Linked DNA regions of Mus musculus: regions 2 and 3 are each linked to region 1. A link is a loop called in an ENCODE intact Hi-C map of the cell type or tissue named here. Cell type or tissue: left cerebral cortex. All regions are shown on one strand. Region 1 overlaps Hsf2bp (heat shock transcription factor 2 binding protein). Region 2 has its middle 5.6 kb from the start of Gm41566. Region 3 has its middle 6.8 kb from the start of Gm30509.

Evidence for each region. A loop is a pair of places that touch in the nucleus more often than their neighbours do. Peaks named below come from ENCODE experiments on the same cell type or tissue, not always from the same donor. Only the 100,000 strongest peaks of a DNase experiment are listed, where the experiment ranks them.
Region 2: it touches region 1 in a loop (6-fold over the local background); 1 of 42 quality-filtered maps calls a loop at or near these places.
Region 3: it touches region 1 in a loop (11-fold over the local background); 12 of 42 quality-filtered maps call a loop at or near these places.

What each region holds. Positions count from the first base shown.
Region 1 is chr17:32,022,069-32,024,568 of GRCm38, reverse strand. Hsf2bp (heat shock transcription factor 2 binding protein) reads left to right here. Exons shown (of 8, transcript NM_028902.1): 3 at 1,700-1,803. Among named protein-coding and RNA genes, the nearest start is that of Hsf2bp, 11 kb to the left of the region's middle. In left cerebral cortex, no CTCF peak of the experiment used is centred here; DNase peaks (open chromatin) are centred at 559, 803 and 1,286.
Region 2 is chr17:31,891,109-31,893,608 of GRCm38, reverse strand. No RefSeq gene overlaps it. Among named protein-coding and RNA genes, the nearest start is that of Gm41566, 5.6 kb to the left of the region's middle. In left cerebral cortex, no CTCF peak of the experiment used is centred here; DNase peaks (open chromatin) are centred at 599 and 1,541.
Region 3 is chr17:31,876,633-31,879,132 of GRCm38, reverse strand. No RefSeq gene overlaps it. Among named protein-coding and RNA genes, the nearest start is that of Gm30509, 6.8 kb to the right of the region's middle. In left cerebral cortex, a CTCF peak has its summit at 1,424; a DNase peak (open chromatin) is centred at 1,300; H3K27ac peaks cover 299 bases.

The DNA of each region.
Region 1 (2,500 bases):
GAGCTGAGGCTGTTGATTTGAAGTAGTTGGTTTTGAAGTATGATTAATTAAAGCCTCTGCTAGGAACCTTGTTAGAAATTTAATTTCTTTGGGCTGGAGAGATGGCTCAGTGGTTAAGAGTATTTGCTGCTCTTGCAGAGAGGGCTAGGATTTGGGTCCCAGCACTGGTAACCCACAACTGTATATAACTCCAGTCCCAGGGGATCTGACACCCTCTCCTGGCTTCCATTGGCACCAGGTGTGAACATGGTACAGATACATATATGCAGGCAAAACATTTATACAGTTAAAAAAAAAAGGATTTTTTTTTCTTTTATGTGTGTGTGAGTGCTTGCTTGTATGTTTGTTCACGGTATTCACACTTGGTACTGAGGAGCCAGGATTGGGAGTCAGAGTTGCAGGCAGTTGTAAGCTGCCATGTGGGTTCTGGGAACAAAACTCTATAAGATCAGCCAGTGTTCTTAACCACTGAGCCATCTTTCTAGCTAATCTTTAGAAATCTTAAAAAAAGAAATGTACCTTCTCTTTACCCCTCCCTGAGGAGCAGTTGGCAGCTACTGGTTGTTGGAGGAAGGGGAGTGGTTCTTCTCACTGCTGTAGTCATTGGTAAGTCACCTGTGCTTCTTGTTCACACAACAGATGCTAAACTGAGAAGGTCATACCCAACCCTAACAGCATCCACAAGCCATGAGAGTAAGAGGAGGCTTCTTGACAGTCAGGTGGTCAGCAGCAGTGGGAGATGCATGAGAGTGGAGGATGGGGGGAGGGGGCAAATGTAGTAGATATGTCCATGAAAGTGGTAATAGGAAAGAGTTACCTTACAGAGAAGAGATGTAAGTTCTGAGGCCCACCTAATAAACTCCATGTGCCAGGTCCAAGTCCCCTGGGATCCTAAGCATATTAGGCTTTAGCCAGCTGCTCTCTCTTAGTATTTATTCTCAAATCTTGCATATATATTGGCAAAAAAAGAGTTTGATTTCTTAGCCTTGAGATCAGACTATTAAAATTTTGAATTAAATACCCCATTTTTTGAACAGTGGTATTTCTGCAGTATGACAGTATTTAAAGTTGATAATATGCTTCTCGTTGGTTTATTGATGTGGGTGTCTTTTGAGTTTTTTGTTGGCCATTTGACTCATAAGCTAAATGCTGGTGGAGAGGAAGTGTTACGTCGTCACTACCCCCTCACTGTAGCATGTTCTTGTCTTGATCTCTGTTGCTTCCCGCCTCCGTTTACTACTGCAGTTGTTCTATTGAGTCAGTCTGCCAGTTGGTGGGACTTGCTCTGTGAGTCAGCTCCTGCTGGCACCAGCCACTCATGAGATGCCTTCTGCTTTTTATGGCACAGACACACGTTTGTGCCATGAGAGAGTCAAGCGTCCCAGCTCTGCCTTCAGTACTTTAAATAACTCATTTTCTTGAAGTCTTGAGTACCCGTCTGGCAGAAAATGAGATCTTAAAATCACAAAGTAAGAGAACAGGAGAATTTCTCTCAGGACTGGAGGCAGTTCAGTACCACATTGTGCTTAGTGTGCATGGCATGGGGTTCACTCTCCAGCATCTATTCCCACCCCACCCGTCTAACAACAACAAAAAGATTACTCGTATGGCTTGGAAACTGGAAGAGAGCTTAGGCACAGGACTATAAGAATGTTGTATGTGGTTCCACATGTCTTAAGTAATTTTCTGTCTCTTCTAGACCTGGAAAGAAAAGAACAAGAATTAGAGCAACTGATAATGGACCGTGAACACTTCAAAGCCCGGCTAGAAACTGCACAGGCAGACAGTGGGAGGGAGAAGAAGGTAGGCTCTTGGGCAAGGTGCCTGCAGGGGCTGGGTCCCGATACTGTCGGTTTGCTGCCTTTTGCTTCTGAGCAGCAACTGATCTCTTATTTTCTCTGTTAACCCTCAGGAGATTGTAGTTTCAAAGATGTGCATTTTGAGTAAGTTTGTAGGTAGGCGAACTGTTCATAGAGTTTATAACCGTTTAATAGGTAGATCATTTACTTCCTTTTAGCATATTGTTTTTGCACATTTAGAGTCCTTGGGCATGAGAGAGTGTCTGGTGTGAATGTTTGTGTATATTATGCAGGCTTGTGTATGCTTCACTTTGTTCGGAAGTTGGTTCTTTTTTTCTCCATGTGGGTTCTGGGTTGTGGCCACAGGTTGTGTACCTTTACCCAGTGAGCATCTCACCAGCCTCCTTTTAATTTTTATATTTAAAAGGCTGCTTCAACTGAACATGATGGCGCACGCCTTTAATCTCAGCACTCAGGAGGCAGAGGCAGGTAAATCAGCAGGTATTACTGTTGTACAAGAGTTCTGAACTATCCAGTCCAGGGCCATACTGCCTACGTGCTAAGGAATTCTGAATGTTTGTGACTGTAGTAGAGGTTTAGAAACTGGTAGAGTTGGCTTGGATTTTAATACTGAGCAAACAGAACATGGTTTATTATTAAGCCTGGATTAGGTTTTGTGTGAACTAACACAGTTGAAGTTT
Region 2 (2,500 bases), 130 kb after region 1:
ATCCTTCCCTCCAGTGGTCCAGGAGGAAGTGTGGCCGATGTCCTGAGATGCCCCTGAGTTTCTTCCTCTCGATACTTAGAAAAGCACCAGCTCCCCACTGACTTGGCTCATGGGGGACCTGACTGCTTGTTTCCTATAAAGTCCATTCTTTTCAATGCTGTCTGAGAGAAGCCAGTGAAATGAATTATGAGAGAAATGGATTTAGGGATGTGTGCATGTTGTGTTTGTGTTTCTGTCTGTCTGTCTGTCTAGAAAAATGAGTTACTAAGAAAGACGAGGCTTGAGCGTGCAATGGAGGCCGTTACCCCAGTTATCAAGGGGAGCAGCTCATCACTGTTCACTCACGCTGTAGGCACCTCTGACTCCCGACATGTCTGCAGGACATAGTGTCACCACCATGGACAGGTCACAGCCTTTGCCACCTAGGGCAGGAGCTCTGGTGGGCAGATGTAGTGGATGCCTCACCTCAACCATAGATCTCCTGGCCTTAGCCAGCTGGCAGTCCCCTGTGGTGGCATCCACTAAGAATGCCAGCGCCACAGCATGATGGGAGGGCTGGCCGGGGAGCCTTAGTCATCAGCGCGCTAGTGAATCATGTTCTGGCACCTCCAGGCTAAGTGGTGATCTGTCAAGGCAGCTGGAGACAGGCCCCAGCTGGCAGGCTGCCCCAGGCACAGCCTGGAGTCAGGGAGGCGAGGAGGCCCCAGGGGTGCCTCCGGATAAGGCCAAGAGATGGTCAGGTTTCAGGGTCGTCCTGAGAGCCCAGAGCGCTGTTGTTAATCCAGACTCTGATGAGAGAAAGCGTCCCACATCTGCAGGGCACACAGGACAGGACTCCGAAAGCTGCCCACACCCCACAGAGCTGTTTAAAGGGGAAAAAGTCCTTGTCCTTGGCCTGATGTTGAGTCTCCTCTTCTAACCCCCCCTCCTCCTCCCTCTCCTCCTCCCTCCTCCATCTCCTCTTCCTTTCTCCTCCTCCTTCTCCTCCTCCTCTTTCTTCTCTTCCTTCCTCTCCTCTTCCCTCTCCTCCTCTCTCTTCCCCCTCCTCCCTCTCTTCCTCCCTCTCCTCCTCCCTCCTCCATCTCCTCTTCCTTCCTCCTCCTCCTTCTCCTCCTCCTCTTTCTTCTCTTCCTTCCTCTCCTCTTCTCTCTCCTCCTCACTCTCCTTCTCCCTCTCCTTCTCCCCCCCCTCCCCCCCCACTCTTCCTATTTTCTTTTTGTTTCATTGGAAAATGAAAGACTATATTTTCTTAGAGCAGTTTTAGTTTTACAGAAAAATTGACAAAAGTACAAAAAAGACTCACATGACCCCTCCAGCTCCCTCCCCATGGGGACTCCCTATGATGCTGTCTTGTATTGGAAGGGGACACAGGCACATGGATGAGTTGGATATTCTAGGCATTTAGAGAAATGTAGAGCTGTGAGTGTCCCAGGTGACAGTGTCTGCAGAGTCCCCGCTCCTCCTGGCTCAGCTTTCTTCCTCTCTCCACTCATGTCTCCTCACCACCCACCCCTGCCCTGCATCCCAGACAACCACTGACAGTTTACTGTCTGCCTGATCTGCCTTTTCCAGATGGCCTGTGGTTACAATCTCATAGTGTACAGCCTGCCTGGCTCTTTTCAAATGACAGTGTGCGGAATCCTAAAGACATTCGGGGTGTGTCAGCATCTCTGCTTCTCTGGAGTTTTATTCTCTAGAGCGGGAGTGTATACAGCCAGTCTTGTTTTCTCTTTGGCTTCCTTGACTCCATCTGAGAGCCCAAGGCTGGGCCACTGTGACTCCTGAGACTGCAAGGAGACAAAGGAGACTGCCTCAGAAAGCTGTTTAGATAGGCAAGGAAAGGGAGCAAGGCTCCAGCCCTCAGCTCCTCCAGGCTCTCAGTTCCTCTATCTAGGCTGTGTTGTGTTAGTGAGCTCACAAATGTGTGCAATGCACATGTGCCAACTGAGTGTGTTGTTAGGAGTGTTTCAAATGTGAGTAAGGATGTGTCTTAGGTGCACATATACATCCGTGCACACATATGGGTGCGCGCGCGCGCGCACACACACACACACACACACACACACACACACACACACACACAGAGTCCATGTGTTTGTGGTGGGATAGAGGTTTCCCAGGTGCTGGGAGGGCAAGCTCCATCACCTTGCTGCCATGTGGTTGAAAAGTGAACTCTCCAGAAGAGTTCCATGGTGCAGGTGGTAGTAGGGGTCACAACAGATAGAGTTATGCCCCCTCGCCCCCTCGCCCCCTCGCCCCCCTCACCAGGGTGTGGTTATTTGGCTTGGGCTGTTGTTTCCTGGACACGGGGGGGGGGGGGGAGGAGGACATGCTTGTGTTGGGCTAGGGTACTGACCCCCACAGTAGAATCACTAAATGCCTGACAAGGTTTCTGTGGTGGACAAAGGCTGACCAAGGGCCTTCTGGCAGCAAAGCACTCACCTGATACCTGAAGGCAGAGCTGCTGCTGGCATGGACTTGGGGAAGGGCATGGTGGTAC
Region 3 (2,500 bases), 150 kb after region 1:
GTGCATGTGTGTGTGCGTGCGTGTGTGTGTGTGTGTGTGTGTGTGTGTGCGCGCGCGCGGGCGCCACAGGTCAGACAAAGCTTAGTCATGGTCAGGAGGAGGAGATGATGAAGCCAATACATCAGGGGCTTGTTGTTTCCAATGAAATACCTTTTTAGAGTCTGAGAGTAGACGTCCCCAAGGGAAGCCACACTGGATAGCCAGGAGCCAGCCAGGAAGCAGAGAGAGCAAGGGAAAGGTGGGAGGGGGTCTCGTGTGGTTTCTCAGTGAGGGAACTGGCCAGGGCAGTCAAGAAAGCAGCTGAGGACAGGCTGATGTGGAAGTGAGAACCGTCCTGGGTTGTGAGAGTTTAAGGGATGGTGGCCTGGGCGACTTGGGTGCTATAGACTGCGGTTGAGTAGTATTTGAACTACACCCTGTAAGGAAACGCTTAAATGCCTCTAGGGATTGACTTAACCTGAATCTGACAGTCTCTCCAGGGGCAGCAGGGACCAGGCCAGGAATTTTAAGATAAAGAAGTTATAAGATGTAACCCTTTCTCTCCAGGACTGGGAGACTATAGTGATTGGAGGGAAGATAAGATTGACACAGCCCGTAATGGGCGTGGCCAGCGGTGGGGATCAGGCTTTCACTGGAAGAAGCATTCTTTATCTCTTGTGCGGGTATCTGGCCTGGTGCTCAGGTGGCCCTTGCGCCAGTGTGACCCATTCTCACCCTCAAAATGTCCTCAGAGAATCTTGAATGGGGAGAAATGAGTCTCAGGACTAACCCACTAAGAGCTTCGCGCGCCCAAGCTAAAGACCATCTGCAAGAGTGATGGAGAGCGATCCCCCGTTCTTATCAGCATTTCCAGAACAGCATGTTGGATGCTAGGGGGTCTCTCTAGTTCCCCTGGCCTCCCTCTGAAAGATGGCCCTGCCACCAGCCCCCCACTTCTCTGTCTCCAGGGCCTAGAAACCAGATATGGTTGGATTCAGGAGGGGGTGCAGGGTTGGATTACCCCAGCTGGTGGGGATGCCAGGCACACACCAGCAGCCGGTACACAGCTTCCCCAGGGACAGATTAGAGGATCTCCCTCAAGTTCCTCTCTCGGGAGTGCCAGCCATGTTTTGACTTCCACACAGGTCTATGAGGAACACCCCAAGGCATCTGCCGGATGTGCTGTCAGAGGGTTTCTGGAAGACAGATGGCCAAACGGAAGTTTGGGACGGAGGTGCAATGGCGTGGGTGCGGATCCGCACGACGCCCACTTCAGCTGAGAAGAATTCCTGGTCCTCTCCGAAGCTCCATTTCCTCCCCCTTGTGAAGTAGAAAGGACAGCAGGCGTTCTCTTTAGAGAGCTGTGGAGATTGGGGGCTGGGGCTGGGCAGGAGGCTCGAGTAAACACCAGCTGCCTTGGGTTGGGTGCTGCAGCACCAGAGGCTCGGAGGAGCAGAGGAGCCTGGAGGGAGATGAGGGCTCTGCAGCATTGCCTGCACTAGTCAGGAACAGGGTACATATCAGAAAGGACACTGGGAATCAGCCTGGTCCTAGCTTTACTGGAAGGGCTGAGCCCAGCACAGCCAAAGAAACAGCCAGATTGCAGGATCCAGTAGGCCTTGCGGACATGGGCCCCCAACTGGGAAATTTCAGTGGAGGAAGCCAAATGAGCTAGAGAAATCCCCTGGGGTCACACATGACTCTATATTCAGAAAGAGGCTTCTGAATGCAACACACCCTCCTCCCATCTTGCCCCAGGCCCCTTTGTGCAGGCCCTCTTGCAGAAGAAGCGACCACAGAGAGAATGGTTTGGGAAGCCAAGGGTGTCTAGCCTCTGGCCCAGGAAGCTGCTGTGGGGGCCAAGCTGACAGACTGCCCCACGGAATGCCCTTAAGCTGACAGACTGCCCTTTTGCTTACCTGGACTCTAGCCTTGGCTTTTTACCCCTGACAAAACGTGGCTGGTCTGGTCTTACACTGCAGTCCTCTATGGACATGCTGGCTTAAATTGATTCCTCCCCCCCCCCCCCAAAGCCATTGTGCAGAGAACGGCTTTCAAATAAAGAGTCTGGTATAACCCAGTTTTCTGGGGCCATAACCCAGGGCTCTTACATGGCTGGCTGGCCTGGGTCCCTCTTCTGTCTGTTGTTGGGAGCTCTGTGAGCCCATTCACTACCTGCCCATCTGTGGGGCCACCCTCACTGGCCTTAATAGCATTTGCACTTTAAGGAGAGCTCTTCCATACAGAGAGGAGGAAGAGACAATAGAGACTCTGTTGGCTGGCAGAAACTACCAACTGCATGTTTCTTATGTTTAATTTGATGGGACGTTGGACACACACAGTTGGTGCTGTCCCGGCAGCAGACAGGCCCAAGATAACCCTTGTTAGAGCCCAGCTGGTGCCTGCAGCTCATCAGGGAGAGCTGAGCCCTGGTATAATGTCCAGTGGCCAGGGTCCCTTTGCCCACTAGGACCCACAGACAGAATGCATATCTATCTTCAGGGCCACCATCAACCTACAT